Linked DNA regions of Homo sapiens: region 2 is linked to region 1. Evidence: chromatin loops called from intact Hi-C (ENCODE). Cell type or tissue: IMR-90. All regions are shown on one strand. Links, peaks and the distances in the headings refer to the core of each region. The heading gives the core; the rest is flanking DNA. Region 1 overlaps PKIB (cAMP-dependent protein kinase inhibitor beta). Region 2 has its middle 15 kb from the start of HSF2.

Evidence for each region. A loop is a pair of places that touch in the nucleus more often than their neighbours do. Peaks named below come from ENCODE experiments on the same cell type or tissue, not always from the same donor. Only the 100,000 strongest peaks of a DNase experiment are listed, where the experiment ranks them.
Region 2: a loop joins it to region 1, with 2.7 times the contacts of the local background. A loop is called at or near these places in 4 of 110 quality-filtered maps.

Annotation. Positions count from the first base shown.
Region 1 is chr6:122,726,261-122,738,684 of GRCh38, reverse strand. PKIB (cAMP-dependent protein kinase inhibitor beta) reads right to left here. Exons shown (of 5, transcript NM_181795.3): 5 at 12,312-12,424. Among named protein-coding and RNA genes, the nearest start is that of FABP7, 47 kb to the left of the region's middle. In IMR-90, for the core only: CTCF peaks have their summits at 7,707 (motif pointing left) and 11,917 (motif pointing right); no DNase peak of the experiment used is centred there; H3K27me3 peaks cover 388 bases.
Region 2 is chr6:122,376,735-122,392,764 of GRCh38, reverse strand. No RefSeq gene overlaps it. Among named protein-coding and RNA genes, the nearest start is that of HSF2, 15 kb to the left of the region's middle. In IMR-90, for the core only: a CTCF peak has its summit at 11,073 (motif pointing left); a DNase peak (open chromatin) is centred at 11,064.

The DNA of each region.
Region 1 (12,424 bases), core at 4,425-12,424:
TATATTTACAAATCAAGAAGTTTACTGAATTTAAGTATAAACTTGCAGATACTGAGTTTTTAAAAATATAAACTTGAAATTTTGGAGACCTGTGGGCATTACCAAAAGTTGTTTAAAAATTAATATACCTCCAGAGAATATATGTGAAATAAATTTCTTAACTTCCATATATAGAATCTCATTTTCAAACTTTTAAAGTTAGATACAGAATTTACTCTACAATAGTAATAAAACATCTCCTTTGCCAGACATTGATGAGTTTTAATTGTTTAGTGTTTTTTTGTTGTTGCTGTTTTGCTTATACATACACAAATTCTTATAGAATAAGGTATTGAGTCAAAACAGCTTAAACATTGACAGCCGGCTGGGTGGCTCACGCCTGTAATCCCAGCACTTTGGGAGGCCAAAGCGGGCAGATCACGAGGTCAAGAGATTCATACCATCCTGGCCAACATGGTGGAACCCCGTCTGTACTAAAAATACAAAAAATTAGCTGGGGGTGGTGGCGCACACCTGTAGTCCTAGCTACCTGGGAGGCTGAGGCAGGAGAATTGCTTGAACCTGAGAGGCAGAGGTTGCAGTGAGCCGCGATTGCACCACTGCACTCTAGCCTGGCAACAGAGCAAGACTCCGTCTAAAAAAAAAAAAAACAGTTGACAGCCTTGGCTAAGGGAAAATATAAGAACATTTAATTCATTGTGCTTCCCAAACTGTGATTGCTAGGTCCATTTTTCTGTTTTTAAAAACTATTTGAAGCATGTTAAAGACAGCTTAATATTTCATCAATACATTTTCCAGATCCTTATTAAAATATCTGTACCATTTTACATTTCCACTTGCTTGAATGACGATAATTCATTAAAATCAGTCTCTTAATATATGGTAGGCACTGTGTTAAGCACATAACAGTCATCTCATTTAAATCTTCATTCATCACACTATGAGATAGGTGCTATTGCTATTTCCAATTTTTAGTAGGAAAATGGAGACTTGCCCTAGGCCCCACAACCTATAAAAGTTGAACAGCAATGCCAGTCAGTTTTGTCTGTCTCCAGAGTTCATCTTCTTAACCACTGCACTGTTGGTTCATTTTGGCTAATGCAATAGTTTAAAAAACAAAACAGAAACAACTTGTATATTTTTTTAAACACATGTTTTTTTTATTATTTTTTTAAACACATGTTTTTTCTCCTTTGTGAACTTCTTTCTGGAATTTTATTTTAAAATTAGAATACTAATACTTTTCTTATTGTTTTATTTGTATTCACTTATATTATCTATGTAATTATAAATATGTTCCCAAGTTTTATCTTTTCTTAATTTTTATATAAGGAATTTTTAAATAGAAAAATCTATAGACTTTTTTCAGAACAGAATTTTTAAAAATCTCTGGGCCAATTTTTTCATATATTTGAGGAGAGTTAGGGACATACACTCAGCTAATTGCTAATCTCTGAGTATAGCCTGAGAGGCAGTAGGTAAGATATATACTATACTAACATTGTAATATCAAATTTTTATTGGAACTTCTGCAATTATTTGTTTTATGATAATCAGTATTCTTGAATTAAATTTTTTTGCTTATTTGTGAGATTTACTTAGAATTAAGATATGTAGCTGTCTTCCTCACTAAAACATAAGATCTAGAAGAAAGAATATATACATACATAAATTATGTCTAAATGTTGTGAAATATGCAGAGATATGGTACATATTATAACTGACCGTTTTTTCCCCAGTATTTTTTTTAAAACCAGGAAAACACATAAATACAACCAAAATAAAAACCCATCAAGATTTTATTGGCTTTCTCTGCCTCATTCCAGTTTTGGAAACAATCTTGACCTAGATCCAGACAGATGGCCGAGGGTTGAATGTCATGTTTGCTTTGCTGCTGGTCCTGTTATGAACTGAGATTTTATTTTTTTCTATAATAAATGAAAGTGACAAGTCAATACCAATACAAGGATGAGTAAATGTTTGACAAAATGAATTCCAAGGATACAATTCAAACATTTGTCAGGAGCCCGAGATAATTTCTTATTTGTTTTGTTATGCCTTTCCAATTTGTCTCTAAATAAAAATATTTACAATTTAGGATTCACTCTATCTCACAGGATAGGATATGTATGACCTTACAAATTTATAGAAAACTTCTCTATGTTAATGTGAAGAAAAAAATAAGATGAAATAACCATGGTCTATTTCCAACCAACAGCAAACGTTCTCAAACTCTTAACTCCTGCTTTTGTTTAGGAAAAGGATAGTATGAGTCATTATGAAAAACAATCCCTCCCACACCTGTTTTCCCTACCCCTGTCACAATTCTCTAAGTGCACATGTATGCGCATGTGTACACAGACACACACACACACATATGCATGCCTGCCTGCACGCACACGCTGAGAATTCAGCCCAATAAATAGAGGAGGGACAGCTTTATAGAGATGGGCTTATTTAAGACAATGTATATAAATATTTTCTGCAAAATTCACTAAACTATAGGAAAGACAAATTCAAATGGGAGCAGTAAAGCATTTTTTAATGCTTTTTGTTCTTTATAATTATTAGATTAAAAGGAAAACAGTGATAATAAGATCCATAGGGGCTGTACGCTAATGGAGGATAAAGAACTGCTTTGTAACGTGAAACTTTGCCTCCACACTATATGACTTTAAGTGCACCAGGCTCTTTATATGGAAAACTGGTTTTCAACAGATACCAGGCAAACTGTAAAGATGATCTCACATTGCCAAATGGGCCTTCAGCTGCTTTTCTAATTGACTTTTCCACGGTTTGTTGCTTAGTGTTACACATACTAATGTGTCATCCTAGACTAATCAGATTTTCAAGTCTCAACCTGCCTGTGTTTGTAGGTTTCAAACTTACAATTCCTCTGCTATTACCCTCCAAAATTGTTGAAACTGACTACTTCTGTTGTTAGAAGCATGATATAGAAAGCATGGTGCTCATAACTACTATGACTGACACGTAAGTTTCCCAGTTGATACAATAAAGCCAAGAGACCCTAAGTCCAGTGTGTTTCTCAACGATTATTCAGTACAGGGAGAAACACTCCTAGTTGTTTCCTAGGCAACGATTTAGTGAAAAATGTGCAGTTATATTTCATTTCATCCCATTTTCTATTTTTCTAGAACTGGCTATTTTTTCCCCTTATTTTCCAATATCCATTTCTCCTCACATTTCTCTTTATACATTATCTTTGATATTTCTTCTCCTCTAGCCTTTCTCTCCTGTTCTTTCCTGCTATTAATTATCTAACTTTCTTTCCCTTAGGAATGAGATCAAAACAAATACTTGTCTTTAAAGTTGCCCTGTCAACTACCATCTGGTTACTGTTTTGTTTCTTTTTAGAAAATCAACAGTAGACCCTTCGTGAATGAGGAAATTCTATTCACTTTTGCTTCCAGGGCATGATTGTGTCCCAGCTTATTAAGAAGCAGAAGTCTTAGTGCTTTGGAATCTAGTTTACACATCTGTCTGCTTTCCTGGAAGGCTGAAGGAATTTGAAATGCTGTTTTTTAAACAATACCAAAAACAAACAAAGAGAAAGGGCCAGAGAAATTTTCATCTGGGAAGAGATTGCTTTTGTCAGTAGATGGCCAGCAGAGTAAGTCAGATATGCAAGAAACACATCAAGTGTTCTGGGAGGGGAGTATTTGAATGCTAAGCAGTCGTTTGTGTGGATCCAGGCTTCTTACAGCTTCCAGGTCTTGGTTTCTGATGTGGAGATCTTTTTGACAGAGTTGGCTAGTTTTTGTTAGTTGCCACTCGATCCCGTTTATTGGCTAAGAATAAAATAGAAAATAATTTATTTTATATAACTTAAGAAAAATACCAAGGTTTGATAGCACTCATCCCGTTCGTTTACCACACACACACACACACACACACACACACACGCACAGCCTTTTAAGATTCCCTGTTGCCTGCAAGATAAAGGCCAGGTGCTTTAGCCTGACGTTCCTGGATCTCTAGAATCTACTGTGAGCCTCATTTCCAACCCTGTTTTTCTTGTCTCCCACCACTTTCTCTCTGCGCCTCAGTGCCAACCACCCCAGCCTGCTTCTCTCAAAATACCCATGTGCACTTCTGCCGTCTCTCAGCTTCTCCTCATGTGAAGTACTCTCCCTTTTCCTGCCCATCTCTCTGTCCCGTCTTTCTGGACCCAAGTCCATCTTCCCTCTGTCACCACACCTGTAAGTGGTCCTCACTCAGGTCCCCGCTTGGCATGGCTCACGCTCATCATGTGTTTGCACGCACCATGTCCCCCGTCATCGTTGTATATACCTGTACTCAGACAGGCAGCAGAAAGACAGCTACTGGTGGGTTCCTTTCCTCTCCTTTCTCTCTGGCCGTCATTGCCAGAAGAACTCAAATATGGAAACTCCAGAAGCATATAAGAATAGGGACTCTTTGGTGTGAGACGAAACAGGAAGATTATTTCAAGGGGCAAAAATCTTGAGAGAAGGAGAACACCTTATGGTTCCCAGCCAGTCAGATAGGATGACTCATTACCCAGGATAACATGGTATAACACATATGTAACATAGACATGTGGCAGTATGGGGCTGCCTATTTCCATACCTTGGAGAAGCAATGAGGGGGAGTGAGGACAGCTTCAGGAAGGCATTCATCAAAGTAATTGAGTAAATGAACACAGCATTACTTTCTATAGGGATTCTAATCATTTCTTCAATTAATATTGAGAAATGATATAACTCAGTTTTTGAATGTGCAATTGTAGATACTGTATGCATAATACAGCCTGTTTTCTTTCAGCTTGAAAACTAAACACAGAAAACATAGAAAACAAATTAAAAAAGGAAATATTAATTTAGTTGCAAGTTAAAATACATATATTATTACTGATAATCCATTTTATTGTCTCAAAATTTCTCTTAAAATGAGTCCAAAATTCAGGGACTATCAGAATTAGCTAGAATTTAGAGGGCTTTTCAATAAATTCATTTTGCATATAAGAAAACTGAAGTTCCAAGAAATAAAGGAACACTTGTATTGAAAAGAACCTGTGAATGGAAGAGAACCACTCTTTCTTTTTCTTTTGGATTTTCTGTCATTCTTAGTGACACAATTATCCAGCCACCAGACCTCATTTTCTGCTAATAGGTAAAGTAACTAATAAGGTATCTCCTTGGGTCTACACATTCCCCCTCCTAGCCAACCGCCTAAACATCCGTTGCTATAGGGAAGCAGATGTTTCATCAGAAGAGTGAAATGATTCATTTCGTTAATTACCAGTAGGTGACAAGCACCTGGGGAGGAGACCCAAGCCCTTCTTGACTGTGGTGTTAAAAGGGAAAACTTAGGAAGATGGTGCCCCTGGAGAGCCGGCTGGTGCTAGGGAGCAGGAGGTGTCTGTGAAGTTGCCTCAGAACTTTGTTGCTAAAGCAGCGCTCTTTCAAAGTGTAGAGCTCAGTGCAGAGGAAGTGTATCCTGTTCTTCCTCTATACTTAGTGTCTTTTTTTTTAATCCCAACTATGACAAGAGGCACCAGGAACCAAAATTATCCGTAGGCTTAGACCAAAGCCTTCGGAGGCTGTGCAGCATGGATCTACCCAAGTAAGAAGAACCCCAGGGAAAAAAGAAGGTGGTGGGGATCAGAGCTCAATTCTGCACCTGCTGAGTGCCCTTCAAACAGACTTTAAGAGGCAGTCTTGTCTTTAAGCACACCCTCAACGTTAATTATCATCTTAACCTTTTAACTAATCTGTGCTTCAGTTTCCTCAGCTGTGAAAGGAGACCAAGAATAAATCCTGTGTCGTGAGGTTGTTGTGAAAATTAAAAGTTAATGTGAATAAAGCACTTACAACAGTATCACTGTGTGTTTGCTCTCATTTGGGGAGATGATGTAGATTAGTGATTAAAAGCATGGATTCTGGAACAAACTTGCTTTGGTTTGAAGCTTGGCTTTAACATTTACTCATGTGAGCTTGGACAGTACGTCTCTGGGCCTATTTTCTCATATGTTGGCCTATTGTGAGAATTAAATAATCTCATAAAGCACTGAGAACAGTTTTAATACATACTAAGGGTTAGTTATATACTATCTGTTCCTTCCCCTTGTTAACTACCCACATGTGGGCCTGTCACTGAATGTACATCTTCTTGTAGAGCGAAAGCACTCCAGAGATTTCAGAAGCTGTGCTCAGAATCTCTCACCCCAATAGAACCTCACCAAGACTACCTGGCCAGCGTCCCCTTTGTGCATTCAACTTTCCCACATAACACACAGTGGGATTTGTGGAAAACGTTCTCCCTATTTTCCTTCCTGCTCTTGGAAAAACAGGAATAATCATCTTGTTAACCCCAATTCCTCCACTTAGGAGACACCAATCTTTCTTCTAATTGGAAGGGGAACTATTAAGCAATAAGATGATATTTTGAATTAAATCAAGAACAAAACCACATATTCACATAGCATTTACACATTTACTTGAGTTCAAACTGCCAGGGGCTCTTCCAAGTCTAAAAGTCACAATTGAAAACAGTGCTTTAAACTTGAAAGACATCAGAGGTCTATTTTGAATTGAAGCTTGTAGAGAACTCAGGATTATTTGTAATTTGATTTTAATGAATAAAACATTTGTGTATTGCTATTTTAAATTTTTTTTTAAAAAGATCCAGATGACCCTGTTACACAGAAAAAGGAACTCTTTGTTACACATCAGAAAAAGTGATAGACTTTATATTCTTTTTATTTATTTATTTTTAGCTTTTATTTCATTATACTTTCAGTTCTGGGATACATGTGCAGAACGTGAAGGTTTGTTACATAGGTATACATGTGCCATGATGGTTTGCTGCACCCATCAACCCATCATCTAGGCTTTAAGTCCCGCATGCATTAGGTATTTGTCCTAAAGCTATTCCTCCCCTTGCTCCCCATATATTCTTAAGAAGTGTATTTTTTTATTTTTATAGATTTAGGGCTTATGTATCATCTTGTTACATGAATATATTGCCTAGTGGTGAAGTCTGGGCTTTCAGTGTAGCCATCGCCTGAATAGTGTACATTGTACCCAATAGGTAATTTCTCATCTCACTCCCACCCGCTTCCAAGTCTCCAATGTCTACAATTCCACTTTCTATGTCTGTATGTATGCATTATTTAGTACCCACTTATGAGTGAGAACATGTTGTAACTAAGTAAAATAACCCAGAAACTTTCTGATGGCCTCCAGTTCCATTCATGTTGCTGCAAAAGATATGATTTTATTCTTTTTAGGGCTAAGTAGTATTCCGTTGTATTGTACCACATTTGCTTTATTCAGTCATCTGTTGATAGACACAGGTTGATTCTGCATTTTTGCTAATATGAATAGTGTTATGATAAATATACTGGTGTAGGTATCTTTTTAACATAATGATTTATTTTTCCTTTGGGAGAAGTATATTTTTAAGCTATATTAGAACACCTTCTTTTGGTACCTAAGAACATAGGGTATCCTAAAAAATTGGTAGCCACAGAATAGCACACTGTTATAATATTTTTCTTGTGTCTCTTGAAAAAATTGTGTTGGAAATACTATAGTTTTGGTTGCTGTTTTGTTTTTGCAGTAATCCTGACCAACATATGTAGCAGAATTGGTGAAACAAACTGGAAACCTCAGGCATGCCTCGATTAAATTTTTTGTAGAGCCAGTGGGAGCAGAGCACCACCTAGTGTCAGTTTTGAATAATTCTCTCAAATAAGAAAAACTGCCCAGGGTGAAAATAATGTACCCAAAGGCACGTAGTCAATATAGGTTAAATTTAGGTCAAAATCCTGGAACCAAATCCGCATTTATTGACGACAGCCCCATGCTTTTTCTCCTATTATTCTCCACAATTTTACATCAAAGAAAGGCAATATGTAAAAAACAAATCCCTTCCACTAATGGAAATTCAATTTAGGTGACAAATACGTTATAAAACAGGACTATTTGAATATCTGGTATGCCTAAAGCACTATGAGAGCTCAATTCCACAGACTCTAAGGTGAGACTTTTTTTTTTTTTCTTCAGATTTCTGGCTTTCTTATGGTTCCCTGAGGTCTCTGTAGCGACCCATCTGGCACTTCGGATGCTTCTCTGCCATCAACATTGCCAAAAATAATTCAGCCTCTGAAATTTATCACTGAGGAACAAATGAGATGATTTCACTTACCTATGTGGCCCTTCTCTAAAAATGTTCATAGTTAGTTCATGCCAGATGCAGTTTGTGTCTCAGAATGTCCATGTGCCCTCTTCACAACCATGGTTAGCCCCAAGCTGAATGTGAGCCGAGCCAAGGATGGGGAGCCTTTCTTCTCTGCCTCTCTTCCAGCTACTACTTCCCACCCCAAAGAATCCCAGTCTTCTCACCAACTCTGCACTCCTTCAGGGCTCTACAAGTTAATGGAAAATTAAATGACAACAATACCAACAGCTTGCCATATAAAATCATTTCTGGAATGAGGTAAAATATGAGTTAATGAAAGAATAAAGCCAAATAAATAAATAAAATTGCTGTTTTGAGATATCAGTGCTCATTTTGGCTCATATGTTATTCTTCTTATACAACTTTTAAATTTCCCTAAGAATTTTGAGTAAATTCAGACAAATCTAATATGCTCATGAATGAGCTGGTTTGGGGAAGAGGGGACTTTTGGTACAAGAGAGGCTGTGCACATCCAAACTCTGAGAGCCCTGTCCTAAGTCACTGTTGCACTTCCTTGTGTGAACTCTCAAAGATACTCTCTGAATCCATTTTCTTCATCTGTAAAAATGAGAAACATTAACAACTATTTTATATGATTTTTTATGAAGATTCAAAAGGATCTACTATGTGCTAAGTAATCACCAGTCACAAGAAATTTGGCTATGATGATGATTTTTTTTTTTTTGAGACGGAGTCTTGCTCTGTTGCCCCAGCTGGAGTGCAGTGGCATGATCTCAGCTCACTGCAACCTCTGCCTCCTGGGTTCATGCCATTCTTCTGCCTCAGCCTCCCAAGTAGCTGGGACTGCAGGCACCCGCCACCATGCCTAGCTATTTTTTTGTATTTTTAGTAGAGACAGGGTTTCACCATGTTAGCCAGGATGATCTCGATCTCCTGACCTCATGAACCGCCTGCCTCGGCCTCCCAAAGTGCTGGGATTACAGGCATGAGCCACTGCGCCCGGCCTATGATGATGACTTCTGTTGATGTGTGCCCACTGAGAAATCCATTCTAGGATTTTAACAAGTAACAACAACATTGCCCCAGCCCTTTGTTTGAGCCAACGCTTCCAGTTTTTAACTGGCTGCAGATTTTTAATGTTCTGAGAGTTGTCATCAGTAACACTAAAAAAAAAAAAGGGACTCAGTCTGATTAATCAGTCCTGTTTTTAGCCACGGAGGTGTTGCTAGCGGAAAGAAAAGAGCAGAAGAATAGAAGGAAATCTATACTGGCAAATAACATAGGAAAAAATCAACAGATCTAGAACATTCAACTTAAAGTCTTTATCATCCTTTATGTTCTGGCAAATAATAATAATATGAGTTTTTGCTAGTATGCCAGGCACTGCCCTTATCAATGACTAATATTCACTCACTTAATCCTCATAATAATTTATCATTTTACATGTTGAATAAATGGAAGCACAAGGAATAAAATGAACAAAATCATAAGAGCAAATGGCAGAGCTGTACTTTGAACTTGAGGGGCCAGGCTCCACAGACAGGGTAACAGATTAGTGAGCTTTGGTTATATCCTTTTTTTATTTTACTTTTTAATTAACAAATAATAATTATACATATTCATGGGGTACATAGTGATGTTTTGATACATACAATTTAGAGTGGTCAGATCATGGTATTTGCATATTCATCATCTCAAGCATTTGTCATTTCTTTGTGTTGAGAATGCTCAACATCCTCCTTCTAGCTATTTTATTTTAATTTGTTTTTGTTTTCTGAGACAGAGTCTTGCTCTATTGCCCAGGCTGGAGTGCAGTGGCACAATCTCGGCCCACTGCAAACTCTGTCTCCTGGGTTCAAGTGATTCTCCTGCCTCAGCCTCCCGAGTAGCTGGGACAATGCCACCACATCAAGCTAATTTTTATTTTTCTACACCCAGCTAATTTTTGTATTTTTAGTAGAGACGGGGTTTCACCATGTTGGCCAGGCTGGTCTTGAATTATTGACTTCAAGTGATCCACCCACCTTGCTCTCCCAAAGTGCTGGATTACAGGTGTGAGCCACTGCACAGGGCCCCTTCTAGCTATTTTAAATTATATGTTATTACTAAGTATAGTCATTCTACAGTGGCATAGAACACCAGAATTTTCATTTTCCTCTGGCTCCTCTCTATCCCCCTGTCCCTTGCCAAACATCTGCCCAAGTTGTCAAGCCACCTGAGGAAAACTAGTGGTTTATTTTCTAAGTAGGGCACCTCCCCTTATACTCACTAACGTTTTAAGAAAGTTCAAATCTTTTCTACCCAGAACACAAAATATCTCTGGGTACATGACACAGAATAGATTCTTTTTGTTCTTTCTCCTTTATACAGAGTTAAGTTTTCAGACAGCTGCTTTATAGCTTTATTGTCACCTTTTAGCCTGATTATCTGACAGTGTTAATTTAGACTTCATAGCTATTGACTAAAGCAAGTGCCTTGTACAAAGACAATGGCAAAATGGGCAAGGAGACTTTCTTTAATAAGTCCCAAATAAATAGCTTTGGTAAAAGTGTCTACTTGCTATGACAAAATACCATAGGTTCCTCAAAATAGCTTGATTTTTTAAAAAGTTGGTAGGCAAATTCAGCGTTGTCTTTAAACTGCTACTGACCTCTCATTCTCCTTTGTCTGGACTCCTCAGGGAAAATAAACCATTTTCGTTAGCACATATTCTCAGTGAACAAGCCTGATACCTTGGGTAATACAAAATAATGGAACGTTTGTGTGTGCATTGTAGTGAATAATTGATTTAGAATATATATCATTCAGAATATATGTAACTGTTAGCAATAATGAGGAGGGACATGGCTTTACTTTTGGTCTTCTAAATGAGAAAAATATTGTAGAAAACTATGATCCAAGAACGATGTTACTTTATTTCTTCTACATTTTCATGGAACAAATTACTCATTTAAATACTGACTCAAGATTCTATTTTTTTGCAGTAACTGTCATAAAACACTAGTGAGCAGACTCATTGTTAAATGGTAATACTCATGGCCTGTCAGTCACCCATTAGCATGATTGAATTAGCATTCATGTGGTAATTACCATGAATTGTCTATTTCTACCATCCTGTTTTCTCCCAGCACCAAGCATTGGGGATATCACAGAGATTTTGTGAAGTCACAGAGAAAGGCAGAAGACAGACAAATAAACAAATTGAGCTTCCTACCACCTCCACTACCACAGTATTGGCAAGAGCATCTTGAATAAATATGACAACGATGATGATGATAGCTAATATTTATTGAATAATTATTCTTTGCCAGGCATTATTCAATTGTTTTGCATATACTATCTCATTTACTGCCTCCACCCACCCTATAAAGTATGCGCTATTATTAAAACCATTCCACAGAGGATAAAACTGAGACTTAGAGACATGATGTAAGTTGCCCAGGATCACGCAACTACTGAGTAGCAGAGCTAGAATTCAAACCCAGATAATCTGAATTTAAAATCCATATGCTTAACAGTTTAACTCTACTCCAGAGTGTCTCAACCTCAGCATTGTTGACACACATGACCGGGTAATCCTTGCTGTCAGGGCTGCCCTGTGGAATGGTAAGATGCTTAGCAGCTTAGCGGTATCCCCAGCCTCTGCCCACTACATTACAGTAGCACCTTTTCTCCCTTGCTTTCCACCTCCAGTTGTGGCAGCCAAAAAGTCTCCAGACATTGTCAAATGCCCTCTAGGGGGCAAAATTTCTTCCCCATCCATGCTGAAAACCACTGTTCCACTCTAACCCCTCTTTATCTGATTATAAAACCTCATGTCATTAAATAACTTTTAGAAATATAATTTTAATGGCTGTGATAAATGTTATTGAATATTAAATTAGTGCTACACTTAAAATATTACTTTTGATTATTTAATAAAGAAAAAATTATATTTGAAAACTTAAAGCAATCAGGTTCTTTGAGATCTACCCCTTTGGTGTATATAAGATATAAAGGTAAGCTCTGTCAATTAAATAATAAGCCAGAGGTGATTTATATTGCAAAGACTGTTAACTTCATTCTATAAAATGTGTCACCATTTTTTACTCAGCCTACTTCTGAAGATAAAATGAAGGAGACTTGTGTCAGTAAGAAATCTCTTTAATAGTGAAAGAGTTTATTTGGTTACTGTATACAGACATAGCCTAAGTCAACAATCAAATAAAACATAACTGCATGCATATATTTCTGAAAATGA
Region 2 (16,030 bases), core at 8,031-16,030, 350 kb after region 1:
CTGGTAGCCTATTCTCTAGGTGCCCTAACCTTAGGATCCTCATAGACCCAGTGTTCAGGGGATTTAGGTGGCCTGAAGCAAGAGTAAAAATAGAGGCTTACATGCCATATTTCAGAAGTTTTAAAGATTGCAAATCAAGCTAACAAACTTAAATAAAATATGTTCTAGTCTCCTAGCTTGAAAAATATATCTTCATAATAATAAAATTAAAAGATATGTGTCAAATCATAGTTTTCAGCTGGGCATGGTGGTGCATGCCTGTAGTTCCAGCTACCCAGGAGGCTAAGGCAGGATTGCTTGAGCCCAGGAGTTTAAGGCTGCAATGAGCTGTGATTGCGCCAGTGCACTGCAGGCTGGGTAACAGAGTGAGACCCTGTCTCAAAAAACAAAAAAACAAACAAACAAACAATGTATGTATAGTTTTCATAAGACACTAGGTTGGCAAAATATTTTTAAATTAACTTTGATCCACGAAGATCAAATGTAATTATTGTTTGGTGTTCTGTTGATGGAGGAATGATGTTTTTGATGATTAATAAAATAGAGATATATAATTTGTAGATCATTGTATATTTATTCCATAAAATTATTTTTTCTTGCCTATATTTCAGTTAGATTGTCACCATCAAGGTTGTCACATAACCTATGTTCTATTGGATCAAAGTATTTGAAATGTAGTTGTATTCAAAGTACAACTGTATTTAACAACCAAATCTGAATATATTTTATAAAATGTATTTCAAATACATGTTAAAAATAGGAAAATTAAAGTTTTTGTACATTTTGTTTTAAAATATTTAGAAATATCATAAAATTAAAAATTAAATTATAATTAATAAATTTCTAATTTAAAAACAAAATCATTCATATAAATTTGACATTTTAAGCTTAATATTTTGAAACTATAATCAGATTGTATTAAACATTTCAAAAAAATAAACTATTCTCACTCAGAAGCAGCTGGCATGGGCATAAAGTAGTACAACCTGCAAACCTTGTGTCTCAAGGGCGTAGGAGAAGAATTTTCCTGGAGCTCTTAGTTGCTGGAATAATGTTTAGAGTTACACTATGCCAACACGGAGTGCTGGATTCCAAATGATAGAAGTGACCGTTTGTTCCTTAATAAATTAATTTTTTGGTATGTGTTATGATATTCAGGGCTCTTTAAGGTGCTGGGCTCCAAAAAGAGATTCCTCTCCTAGATTATAAAGGCAATACTGCTACTTAGAGTAGATTTTTGTCACCTGACTTTCTTGAAAGTTAGCTGAATCCCACTGTTAGAATACTGCAACATATTCTATGCAACATACTTCATCAGGTTTATATAGCAGGGTGAATAACTTTTTGTGCCTTCTTGCTAATACATCTTTGTATGTGTGGCAGAATTTCTGCTTTTTTCATGACGATTATTTTAATATTTTTAAAATATAAACTTCTTTCTGGTGGTAAGGTTTTGGTCAACTCAACTTCACCTAGCTCTAACTCTTTGAAGCTACCAAAACAGTCATTGTGGATAATCAAATTGGCTTAGATTAGTTCTCAGAAGTGTAAATCTGGCAAAATTTTCTAAACTGATGCAACAAAATAGATCCCTACATTGAACTATGAGTTCAGTTAGCTGGGAAGCTGATTTTCAGTGCTGGGGGTCATAGATTTTATTGCATATGACTTTGTAGGCATTAGTGGCTAAAGATATATTTCAAGACGTACTAAAAAGCACTACGGCCAATAAAGGCCTCCGAGTATCACTCTGTAGAGAACTCCCATTGCCTCCAATGTAGGGATTATATCATTTATTTTCTTGATTTATTTGAACGACCTACTATTCCCTCTAGTTTGCATTCATACAGGGTAACTCATTTGACAACCTGGTGTCATCCTTCCAAATTTTCTCTATTTACAGTAGGTTATATATGTATTTATATGTATAAAGAGAGTTTATTGGCATTATTTTTATATAAAACATTTTCCCAATTTTTAAAATTTACTTTTAATTGCAGTAAAATATACACAATTTAAAATTTACCATCTTAACAATTTTTAAGTGTACAGTTTAATAGCGTTAAGTACATTCACTTTCTTGTGCAATCAATCTCTAGAATGCCTTTCATCTTGCAAATCTGAAACTCCATACCCATTAAATAACATTTATGCTTTTCCTCCTTCCCTCAGCCCCTGGCAACCACCATTTTACTTTCTGTGGTTATAAATTTAACTACTCTATTACCTCATATATTTGGGATCATACAGTCTTTGTCTTTTTGTAACTGGTTTATTTCACTTAGCATGTCTTCAAGGTTCATCCATATTGTAAACATGTGTCATAATTTTCTGTCTTTTTAAAAGCTAAATAATATTCGTTTGTATGCATACACCACATTTTTTTTATTCGTTCATCAATGGACACAAGTTATTTCTACCTTTTGACTATTGTGAATAATGCTGCTATGAACATTGGTGTATATAAACAATTTTATGCATTTTGCTTTTCTCAGTTGATAACGCATGGTAGAAACTCTTTCATGTCAATTGGCATAGCTATAATTTATTCCTTTTAAAGATTCCATGATATTCTGTGGCTTGTATGCAGCACAATAGATTCAGCCATTCTGCTACTGATGGGCATCTGCTTTGTTTCAAGGTTTTTATTTTTTTTCCACTCTGAGATGCTGCAAAAATATTCCTTAAAGATAAATTATTAAGCATTGGTGCTTTTATTTCTGTGTAGTAGTAAATTCAGATTTTCATGTATAATTTGCATGGTAAATCTATACTTTAGATTACTGTACCAGGATATAAAAAGAGCATGCTGCTGTTTAAAAAGCCCCACGTTTGAGCTAACAGAATGCTATTGTATACGTATCCAACACTATGACGCTCCTAGCAACAAGAAATGTCAACATCATGCTTCTATGGCAATAGCAAATGTTTAAGCAAGACAGAGAATAATCTAATATTTAGTGCTCAGGGGTGATTTCACCTTTGGATAGAAATAAAAGGAGATACCTTTATTCTTTGTTATTTTCATAACACAATGCAAAGCCAGGAAACTATACACTTTATTACATGTGATTTTTGGGGGCACTGGTGGCTGAAGATATATTCTGTATTGCTTTTGGACCAATTTAGGTCTGGTTTATTTTCCACTGAATTAATTCATAATTATCTGTAACTATCTCTTCTAGTCCTAGCCAGCTGTGAAAAATGAAGATAGTAAACAAAATGAGCTAGTGTTCTGGTGTTTAGAGATATTTATTGAAATTGAGACCCAGAGAGGTTCGATTACATTCTAATAGGTTCACGATCAGCATGTTTTATATATATATGTGTGTGTGTGTGTTTGTGTGTGTGTGTGTGTGTGCATGTGTTTTGATTCAGACTTTTCCACTTTGAAGCCTATGCCTTTCTATCACTTTATGATTTGCCGTATGATGACCCTAGAAGAATCCAAACCAAATCTGGTATCCCAAGTCTCTTGTATCTGATGTTCCCAGAGTGAGTGCTTGACATCCCCTGTTCAAAGTGGCAGGCTTCCAATTTGACTCTCTTTAGCCTATAACTAGGCTGCACTCCAATTCCCATATGAGAGGCAGAGCCCTGCCGCCCATACCCACCTACTTGGCTGGGCTGCTCCCTTAGCCCTTACTCAGGATCTTCCACAGGCTGGCTAAGACCTATAGTCACCAGTTAACAAGACTCTATTCTAATAAGAATTAGAATGTGTAATAAAGTTCTGCTTTTTTATGGTAACTATTTTAATGTTTTTAAGATATAAAAATCTGCAATAAACAAACAAATGAACATAATTGAACAAAAACATGTTTTGGTTCTCCTGCTTTGGTGCTTAGTGAGGTCATTGTGTGCTTTGATCCTGAGTCTTGTTTCCATCAGATAAATCATTTGGGTCTTTATACTATGTGTTATGGGCTGACTTGTGTCCCCTCAAGCTTTATTTGTTGAAATTTGAATCCCCCAGTACCTCAGAATGTGACTGTTTTTTGAGATAGGGCCTTTATGGATATAATTGATATAAAATGAGTCCATGCAGGTAGGCCTGATCTAGTATTACTGGTGTCCTTATAAGAAGGGGAGATTCAAATGCAGACAATACACAGACCTACAGACTGAGGGGTAATTATGTGAGAACACAGGGAAAAGGAATCCATCGGCAAGCCAAGAAGAAAGGTCTTAGAAGAAACTAGATCTGCCAACACTTTGATCTTGGACTTCTAGCCTCCAGAACAGTGAGAAAATAATTTTCCATTGTTTTAGCAACTGAGACTGCTAATGTACTCTCTATAGGAGGACTTTCAACTATACCAAAACCTTGTGACAACCAAAAAGTCCAACTACTCTGGATATTAAACAACTTTGATAAAAACATTTTACTAACCTTGCTGATTTATAGTGGCTGGATAAACTCATGAACACATTTTAATGGCTATTAATATTTTTTATTTTTATAACCAAAAAAGTTAATTATGAGACATTAAGGCATTATTTTAAGCCTAGGTGAAATGAGAATTATTTCTCCATATTAAAATTAAGATAATCATTGTGAAATTTGTCATTGAGTATAAAAAGTTTAATAAATATGCAATACTTGATACCTAAGAATGCAAAAATTGACTGTATATTTTAAGTGTCATCAAATGACATTTTCCCTTGGCTAGCCTAATGCTTTTAAATTATCCTTGAACAAGTAATTGGATGGATTTTTACTATTTATTTATGTATTTTTTTAAGATTTTATCATATACAGCACTTAATTTTCTAGGGATCCAATTTCTAGAAAAGGGAAGATTCAGTTTTGTTTTGTTCAGAACTTTACCAAGAGTTATTCACATCACCAATATGTGCTATTTATTTTCAACTGCACGTGTCACTCCTCTGCTCAAAACTTTGCAAAGGCTCTCCATTTCCATCTCTCCACTCCAATTAAAGTCAAAGTCTTTTCAATGCCTACAAGCACCTGTGTGATTTGTCTTCACCCAACCCCGGCCTCTGGTAAAACCTCTGCACCTGGGTTGTGGGGATTGGGGGAAGACTGATCACATATTTCTTCTCTTAATGCTCTTACCTCTTTACAGATGTATTGGAGTCCTTATTCTTCAAACATGTTGGGAGCACTTTGTCTTAGGGTCTTTGCACTAACAGCTTTCTCTGCCTGGAATGCTCTTTCCTCTAGATATTCTCCTCCTGGCTTCTAAGATTTTGCTCAAACGTCATATTTTCTATGAGGCCTGTCCTGACCAGCCTGTTTAAAATTGTAACCTTCTTGATTACTCTCCCCTATACAACCCCAATTTCTTTTTAGTTTTTCCACAAGGCCAGGGATCTTCATTTTTTTCCATGGATGTATTCCAAGAAGTGTGCCTGGCACATTATGAGTGTTCATTAAATATTTATTGAAAAATGAATAAATGAATAAATAAGAGGAGAGCATCTTTATGCAATGCTATCAACTAAGTTAATAACCAGAGCTGAGTAAAGGACTTGGCATAGAGACAAGCTTTATTTAATGATGCATTAGCTCTACTCTACTCCAAGTTAGCAAAGAAATGGCCCACTTCTTGGGGTTCAAGAAAGGGTGTAGGCTGATTCTTAAAAACATGAAATAAAAATCAAAGGATTTGATTGCTGTTATGAAATTTGATTCTCTCAATAATAAATACTTGTCCAAGATTTTCCATACTAACTGTAAAAAAGCATTTGTTTCACTACTGGAAAATGTTAATATTAATGTATTTTGGGAATTCAAAATACATTTGCAGAATTTCAGCCTTTTAAATCAATCAGTTTTTGACATTTCATAACTCCTGCTCTGTTTCTTTAGCTGATTCTGGAAATAAACATTTTGATTTTTCTTATTTTCACTTTATGTCTCTATAATTGTGCTAATTATATAAAATGTCTATTCAGTCCCCAAATGGAAATTATTTCTCAAATTTACTTATATCAATGGAAGGTATTACAGAAGAAAGAGCACCTATTAGAAGTTTGGCAGACATAGCTTTGCCATTATTATTATTATTGAGACAAGATCTCCCTTTTTCACACTGGCTGGAGTGCAGTGAATGATCATACCTCACAGTAGCCTCAACTCCTGGATTTAAGTGATCTTCTACCCTCAGCCTCCTGAATAGCTAGGACTATAGGTGTGTACCACCATGCCCAGCTAATTTTTGTATTTATGTAGAGATGGGGTCTCACTATGTTGCCGAGGCTGGTGTTGAACTCCTGGGATCAAGCAATCTTCTGGTCTTAACCTCCCAAAGCACTGGGATTACAGGCATGAATCACCATGCCTGGCAAGCTTTGTCATTATTAATGATAGTGTGACTGTGGACCTCTCTGAGCCTCACTCATTTACAAAACCTCATATTTAAATAATGAATTTATTATGGACAAATACACACATAATAGTAGGTGTCTAACAGATGTTCCCTGATACTGTTGAATAACTGAATGCTAAAATACTCTTCATTTGAGCAGTTCTTCTTAGATGTCTTTTGAGGTTATTTATAATTTTTATTTCCCATTAATGAATGTGCAGCCTTACATTTCATACTATTTACTCCTGCACTTCTAAGATATGAAAGCTATTGATTAGTTTAGCTACATTTTTTGAGTGTCTATTAGGTGTCTTCGGTCATACTAGTTACACTGACAATTGTACAATATTTGTGGTCCCTGCCAAGAGGAATTTATGATCTAACGAAAACACAAAATGAAAATACACAAAATCATTAGCAAATAACTAAGTATTAACCAGGTAACACTGACTAGGTGTACAGCAAAGTTAAAGATCAGAGTGGGTTGAAGAGATTAGAAAATCTTCATGGAATGAATATGGAGCATTTGAATTGGCCCCAATTAACCCTCAGCACAACAACAGCATAAGAAACGGCTTTACACTCCTTAATACATTGCAAGAACAGTTATAACTACTTTACATTTATTAACTAATTTAGTTCTGAACAACCCCCCAGGAATTAGATACTATTTTACTCCCATTTAAAAGGAAGAAATAAACCAAGAAAAAGTACTGATTAGTAATTGTGATTTTCAATCTTTCCCACCAAGTCTATAGAAGGATTGAAAAGGTTTACCAAAAGGCAGATTCTATTATGAATATTGCAGAGAAACCATCCTTACTGTAAGACAAATAATGTACAGAATTTCCAGCTATTCTTCCACATCTACCCCTTACTTCAGTACAATTAAGCTATTCCTTCTTTCTGCCTCAGTGTTATTAGCCATCTTGCTCTCCTAACTTACCTTTATGGATATCTTATGTGTCCCTCAAGAGCCCTCACAGTTTCTATGTTAATGCCCTGTCCAGGAGAAAAATATTGCATTTTTCTTATGATACTGATATTAAACTGCCTTGTAGTTATTTTGTGTTTTTTAAATTATTATTTATTTATTTTTTTGAGACGAAGTCTCACTCTGTCTCCCAAGCTGGAGTGCAGTGGCATTATCTCGGCTCACTACAATCTCCGCCTCCCGGGTTCAAGCGATTCTCCTGCCTCAGCTTCCTGAGTAGCTAGGACTACAGGTGCACGCCCCCATGCCTGGCTAATTTTTGTATTTTTAGTAGAGATGGGGTTTCGCCATGTTGGCCCGACTGGTCTCGAACTCCTGACCTCGTGATTTACCCTCCTCGGTCTCCCAAAGCACTGAGATTACAGGTGTGAGCCACCACGCCTGGCCTTGTGTTTATTTCTTATGAGCAACAGAGGAAAGGATTTATGTCTTTTTCATTTTTATGTTCCCCATTCATTCCTTATTGCTACTTCCCAACCATGATACCTGGTATGTCTTATATACTGTAGGCATTCGTTAAGTATTTATGAAATAAGTAAATGAATGAATACAGCCAAGATATTGTTCCCACTTTGCAAAAGTGGAGAAGAGGTAGCTTTCTCAATAAATGTGAAAAGAAAAAGAGAAAAGGACATTATTATTATTATTTTTGAGACAGGGTCTCACTCTGTTGCCCTGGCTGGAGTGCAGTGGCACAATCATAGTTCACGGCGGCCTTGAACTCCTGGTTCAAGCAATCCTCCCTCCTCAGTATCTCAAGTAGCTGGGACCACAGGCATGTGCTACCACATTTGGCTAATTTTTGTATTTTTTATAGAGACATGGGTCTTGCTATGTAGCCTAGGTTTGTCTTGAACTCCTGAGCTTAAGTGATCCTCCTGCCTTGGCCTCACAAACTGCTGGAATTAGAGGCATGAGCCACCGTGCCTGGCAAAAAAGAAATTTTTTAAAGTTAATAGATTATAAAAGAAGAAGAACCCATAGATGGAAAAAAGATAATGAGAAAAAGAGGGAAAATTATTAAAAATAAAAATAAATGGAAGGGCAATAATAAATGGGTTGAAATAAAATGTGACTGGAACAAATGATAAAATAGAAATAGCCAAGAACAAATAGGAAACTCTTGGAAAAAAGGAGTTGTGGAAATGAAAGAAAAGTGACAAGCAAATGAAATATAAGAGAAAGGCAACACAGAGAAAGGAAGTGAAAAACATGGAACAGTTGAGAAGAGAGTAGCAAATAGAAATGAAAAGAATGCTGTGTGTCAACAGGTTTGTAACTGGGCCACCCTAAACAAGTTCTTCTTAGTAAAAATAATAAGAGTGTTTTGTTCTGGCTTACTCTTCTACCCTCTTTGCACTGATTGGTATTACTCATAACAGGAATCTGGAGATGCTGAAATATTTGAGGATGGCATTTCCAAGACATTTTAAAGATAAATGCATTAAAAAATCTTTTTGAGCTGTCTATGACAAACCCTCAGCCAACATCATACTGAATGGGCAAAAGCTGGAAGCATTATCCTTGAAAACTGGCACAATGATACTCTGTCTCACTACTCCTATTCACCATATTATTGGAAGTCCTGGTCAGAGCAATCAGGAAAGATAAATAAATAAAGGGCGTACAAATAGGAAGAGAGGAAGTCAAACTATCTCTGTCTACAGATGACATAAATCTATATCTAGAAAACCTCATAGTCTCAGCCCAATAGCTCCTTAAGCTGATAAACAACTTCAGCAAAGTCTCAGGATACAAAATCAACATACAAAAATCACCAACATTCCTATACACCAAAAATAGTCAAGCCAAGAGCCATATCAGAAGGCAATCCACTTCACAATTGACACAAAAATAAAATAGCTATGAATACAGCTAACGGGGGGTGAAAGACCTCTACAATAAAAATTACAAAACACTGCTCAAAGACATCAGAGATGACACAAGCAATTGGAAAAATATTCCATGCTCGTGGATAGTAAGAATCAACATAATTAAAATGGCCATACTGCCCAAAGCAATTTATAGATTCATTGCTATTGCTATCAAACTACAATATCATTCTTCACAGAACTAGAAAAAAATATTTAAAAATTCATAAACAAGCACTAATAGCCAAGGCAATCCTAAGCAAAAAGAACAAATCTGGAGACATCACACCACAGGGCCTCAAACTATACTACAGGACTACAGTAACCAAAACAGACACATAGACCAATGGAACAGAATAGAGAGCTCAGAAATAAGGTCATATACATCTACAACAAACTGATCTTCAACAAAGCTGATAAAAACAATCAATAAGGAAAGGACTCCCCTATTCAGTAAATGGTGCTAGGATAACTGACTGGCCATATGCAGAAGATTGAAACTGGACCCCTTCGTTACACCATATACAAAATCCACTCAAGATGGATTACAGACTTAAATGTAAAACACCAAACTATAAAAAACTCTGGAAGATAACCTAGGCAATACCAACCTGGACATAGGAATGAGAAAAGATCTTAGGACAAAGAAACCAAAAGCAATTGCATAAAAAGCCAAAATTGACAAATGGGATCTAATTAAACTAAAGAGCTTCTGCACAGCAAAAGAAACTATCAACAGAATAAACAGACAACCTACAGAATGGGAGAAAATATTTGCAAACTATGCATCTGACAAAGGTCTAATTTATAGCATCTATAAGGAACTTAAACAAATTTACAAGACCCAAACAAACCCATTAAAAAGTGGGCCAAGGACATGAGCGAACACTTTTCAAAGAAATTGTGGCCAACAAGCATATGAATAAAAGCTGAATATCACCGATTATTAGAGAAATGCAATTCAAAACCACATTGATCATCTCACACCAGTCACAATGACTATTATTAAAAAGTCAGAAAAATAACAGGTGCTGGCAAGGTTGCAGAGAAAAAGGAGCGCTTATAAATTGTTGGTGAGAGTGTAAATTAGTTCAACCATCGTGGAAAACAGTGTGATGATTCCTCGAAGACCTAAAAACGGAACTACCATTAGACTCAGCAATCCCATTACTGGATATTTACTTAAAGGAGTATAAACCGTTCTATCATAAAGACGCATGCATGTGTATGTTCATTGCTGCACTATTCACAATAGCAAAGACATGGAATCAATCTAGGTGACCATCAATGGTAGACCGGATAAAGAAAATGTGCTACACCACATGCGAAACATGAATGAAGCTGAAGGCCATTATCTTTAGCAAACTAATGCGGGAATAGAAAACCAAATATCACATGTTCTCATTTACAAGTGAGAGCTAAATGTTGAGAACACACAGACACATAGAGGAGAACAACAGACACTGGGGCTACTGGAGGATGGAGAGTGGGAGGAGAGAGAGGATCAGAAGAAATAAATAATGGATACAAGGCTTAATACATGGGTGATGAAATAGTCTGTAAAACAAACCCCCCTTGGCATGAGTTTACCTATGTAACAAACCTGCACATGTACTCCTGAACTTGTTAAATTAAAATCTTTTCCTAATCACATTGACCCCCAAATTAATATTTGTCAAGAACGGATTCTATTAAAGATACCTTTATGTTTTTATAATTCTTTTGAGAATAAGTAAATCTCCTAATTATTTCAATCAGTATGCTTTGCACAGCCTCAGGATGCGGAGTTTTGCACATGAATGCCGCTAACTCCAAGCCTGCTGTGAAATACTGGTCTTACAGATGTTCACCGGCTGGCTTGCATCTTCAGCTCCCTCTGCTGTTCACTCTCTGTTACTATGGCGACCTGTAAATGCAGGCAGAAAGAGAAATCTGCTAAAGAAACCTGAATCCCATTTTCGGTGGCCCCAAAATGATATAAATATGATTAATTTCTTAAGTTTCACTCCCCCAACAGGAGAATTGTTCATTCTCAGCAAAACCACATCACTGAATGTACTTTAGAGAGTTGTATTCCCTAGGATCAGATTTTCCCCCTTAGTTAATATCCATTTTATTTTAATTATTGATAAAATATGAATTTACAGTTAGTGCTTCTCTTGGCAAGTATAATTTAAAAAATTACCTGGATGATGTCAAATGCACATGATTTCTCTGAGTTCTTTCAATGATTCATTAAGACAGTGGAGGCTAGGAAAAAACTGCATCAACTAACGAGCAAAATAACCAGCTAACATCGTAATGACAGGATCAAGTTCACACATAACAATATTAACCTTAAATGTAAATGGGCTCAATGCTCCAATTAAAAGACACAGACTGGCAAGTTGGAAAAAGGGTCAAGACCCATCAGTGTGCTGTATTTAGGAAACCCATCTCATGTGCAGAGACACACATAGGCTCAAAATAAATGGATGGAGGAAGATCTACCAAGCAAATGGAAAATAAAAAAAGGCAGGGATTGCAATCCTAGTCTCTGATAAAACAGACTTTAAACCAACAAAGATCAAAGGAGACAAAGAAGGCCATTACATAATGGTAAAGGGATCAATTGAACAAGAAGAGCTAACTATCCTAAATATATATGCACCCAATACAGGAGCACCCAGATTCATAAAGCAAGTCCTTAGAGACCTACAAAGAGACTTAGACTCCCACACAATAATAATGGGAGACTTTAACACCCCACTGTCAACATTAGACAGATCAACGAGACAGAAAGTTAACAAGGATATCCAGGAATTGAACTCGGCTCTGCACCAAGCGGACCTAATAGACATCTACAGAACTCTCCACCCCAAATCAACAGAATATACATTCTTTTCAGCACCACACTGCACCTATTCCAAAATTGACCACATAGTTGGAAGTAAAGCACTCCTCAGCAAATGTAAAAGAGCAGAAATTATAACAAACTGTCTCTCAGACCACAGTGCAATCAAACTAGAACTCAGGATTAAGAAACTCACTCAAAACCGCTCAACTACATGGAAACTGAACAACCTGCTCCTGAATTACTACTGTGTACATAACGAAATGAAGGCAGAAATAAAGATGTTCTTTGAAACCAATGAGAACAAAGACGCAACATACCAGAATCTCTGGGACACATTCAAAGCAATGTGTAGAGGGAAATTTATAGCACTAAATGCCCACAAGAGAAAGCAGGAAAGATCTAAAATTGACATCCTAACATCACAATTAAAAGAACTAGAGAAGCAAGAGCAAACACATTCAAAAGCTAGCAGAAGGCAAGAAATAATGAAGCTCAGAGCAGACCTGAAGGAAATAGAAAAAAACCCTTCAAAAAATCAATGAATCCAGGAGATGGTTTTTGGAAAAGATCAACAAAATTGATAGACCACTAGCAAGACTAATAAAGAAGAAAAGAGAGAACAATCAAGTAGACGCAATAAAAAATGATAAAGGGGATATCACCACCGATCCCACAGAAATACAAACTACCATCAGAGAATACTATAAAAACCTCTATGCAAATAAACTAGAAAATCTAGAAGAAATGGATAAATTCCTCAACACATACGCCATCGCAAGATTAAACCAGGAAGAAGTTGAATCTTTGAATAGACCAATAACAGGCTCTGAAATTGAGGCAATAATTAATAGCTTACCAACCAAAAAATGTCCAGGACCAGATGGATTCACAACCGAATTCTACCAGAGGTGCAAGGAGGACCTCGTACCATTCCTTCTGAAACTATTCCAATCAATAGAAAAAGAGGGAATCCTCCCTAACTCATTTTATGAGGCCAGCATCATCCTGATACCAAAGCCTGGCAGAGACACAACAAAAAAAGAGAATTTCAGACAAATATCCTTGATGAACATCGATGCAAGAATCCTCAACAAAATACTGGCAAACCGAATCCAGCAGCACATCAAAAAGCTTATCCACCATGATCAAGTGGGCTTCATCCCTGGGATGCAAGGCTGGTTCAACATATGCAAATCAATAAACATAATCCAGCATATAAACAGAACCAACAACAAAAACCACATGATTATCTCAATAGATGCAGAAAAGGCCTTTGGCAAAATTCAACAATGCTTCATGCTAAAAACTCTCAATAAATTAAGTATTGATGGAATGTATCTCAAAATAATAAGAGCTATCTATGACAAACCCACAGCCAATATCATACTGAATGGGCAAAAGCTGGAAGCATTCCCTCTGAAAACTGGTACAAGACAGGGATGCCCTCTCTCACCACTCCTATTCAACATAGTGTTGGAAGTTCTGGCCAGGGCAATCAGGCAGGAGAAGGAAATAAAGGGTATTTAATTAGGAAAAGAGGAAGTCAAATTGTCCCTGTTTGCAGATGACATCATTGTATATCTAGAAAACCCCATTGTCTCAGCCCAAAATCTCCTTAAGCTGATAGGCAACTTCAGCAAAGTCTCAGGATACAAAATCAAAGTACAAAAATCACAAGCATTCTTATACACCAATAACAGACAAACAGAGAGCCAAATCATGAGTGAACTCCCATTCACAATTGCTTCAAAGAGAATAAAATACCTAGGAATCCAACTTGCAAGGGATGTGAAGGACCTCTTCAAGGAGAACTACAAACTACTGCTCAATGAAATAAAAGAGGATACAAACAAATGGAAGAACATTCCATGCTCATGGGTAGGAAGAATCAATATCATGAAAATGGCCACACTGCCCAAGGTAATTCATAGATTCAATGCCATCCCCATCAAGCTACGAATGACTTTCTTCACAGAATTGGAAAAAACTACTTTAAAGTTCATATGGAACCAAAAAAGAGCCTTCATTGCCAAGACAATCCTAAGCCAAAAGAACAAAGCTGGAGGCATCGTGCTACTGACTTCAAATTATACTACAAGGCTACAGTAAGCAAAACAGCATGGTACTGGTACCAGAACAGAGATATAGACCAATGGAGCAGAACAGAGCCCTCAGAAATAATACCACACATTACAACTATCTGATCTTTGACAAACCTGACAAAAACAAGAAATGGGGAAACGATTCCCTATTTAATAAATGGTGCTGGGAAAATTGGCTAACCATACGTAGAAACCTGAAACTGGATCCCTTCCTTACACCTTATACAAAAATTAATTCAAGATGGATTAAAGACTTAAATATTAGATCTAAAACCATAAAAACCCTAGAAGAAAACCTAGGCAATACCATTCGGGACACAGGCATGGGCAAGGACTTCATGTCTGAAACACCAAAAGCAATGGCAACAAAAGCCAGAATTAACAAATGGGATCTCATTAAACTAAAGAGCTTCTGCACAGCAAAAGAAACTACCATCAGAGTGAACAGGTAACCTACAGAATGGGAGAAAATTTTTGCAATCTACTCATCTGACAAAGGGCTAATATCCAGAATCTACAATGAACTCAAACAAATTTACAAGAAAAAAACAAACAACCCCATCAAAAAGTGGACAAAGGATATGAACAGACACTTCTCAAAAGAAGACATTTATGCAGCCAAGAGACACATGAAAAAATGCTCATCATCACTGGCCATCAGAGAAATGCAAATCAAAACCACAATGAGATACCATCTCACACCAGTTAGAATGGCAATCATTAAAAAGTCAGGAAACAACAGGTGCTGGAGAGGATGTGGAGAAATAGGAATACTTTTACACTGTTGGTGGGACTGTAAACTAGTTCAACCATTGTGGAAGTCAGTGTGGCGATTCCTCAGGGATCTAGAACTAGAAATACCATTTGACCCAGCAATACCATTACTGGGTATATGCCCAAAGGATTATAAATCATGCTGCTATAAAGACACATGCACACGTATGTTTATTGCGGCACTATTCACAATAGCAAGGACTTGGAACCAACCCAAATGTCCAACAATGATAGACTGGATTAAGAAAATGTGGCACATATACACTGTGGAATACTATGCAGCCATAAAAAAGGATGAGTTCATGTCCTTTGTAGGCACATGGATGAAGCTGGAAACCATCATTCTCAGCAAACTATCTCAAGGACAAAAAACCAAACACCGCATGTTCTCACTCATTGGTGGGAGTTGAACAATGAAAACACATGGACACAGGAAGGGGAACATCACACACTGGGGCCTGTTGTGGGGTGGGGGGAGGGGGGAGGGAGAGCATTAGGAGATATACCTAATGTTAAATGATGAGTTAATGGGTGCAGCACACCAACATGGCACGTGTATACATACGTAACTAACCTGCACGTTGTGCACATGTACCCTAAAACTTAAAGAATAATAAAAAAAAGATTACATATATTGACTCATTTAATCATCACAAGCACCATGAGATATGTACTATTATTATTCTCATTTTAAAGATGAAGAAACTGAGGCATACTGGGGTTAACTAACTTGGCAGTTACACAGCTTGTACACTGTTAAGATATTTCCAAAATGTGCTTATATATCTATTCCAAGATTTATCAATTTTTGATATTCTTTATTGACTTCTTACTATGATAGAGGAGTACTTAGCTCATTTTTACTAAGCTTTCTTACATTCCCCTGCCTTCTAGTGTATTTCAATTAAAAATTTTATCTTCTATCTATTGCTTTAATTCCTGCAGTTTTAAGATGTACACAACCTTGATTCCTTGTTTCTCCAACTATAGAGAGTATCTTTTGTTTCCACTCCACACAACATGGACAGGACCCCCACTCTACCCTTCAGTTCTCCAACTTTCCCTTCCACCTGCCACCTTTCGTCACTGTACTTTCACTTTTAATGAGCTTCATTCCA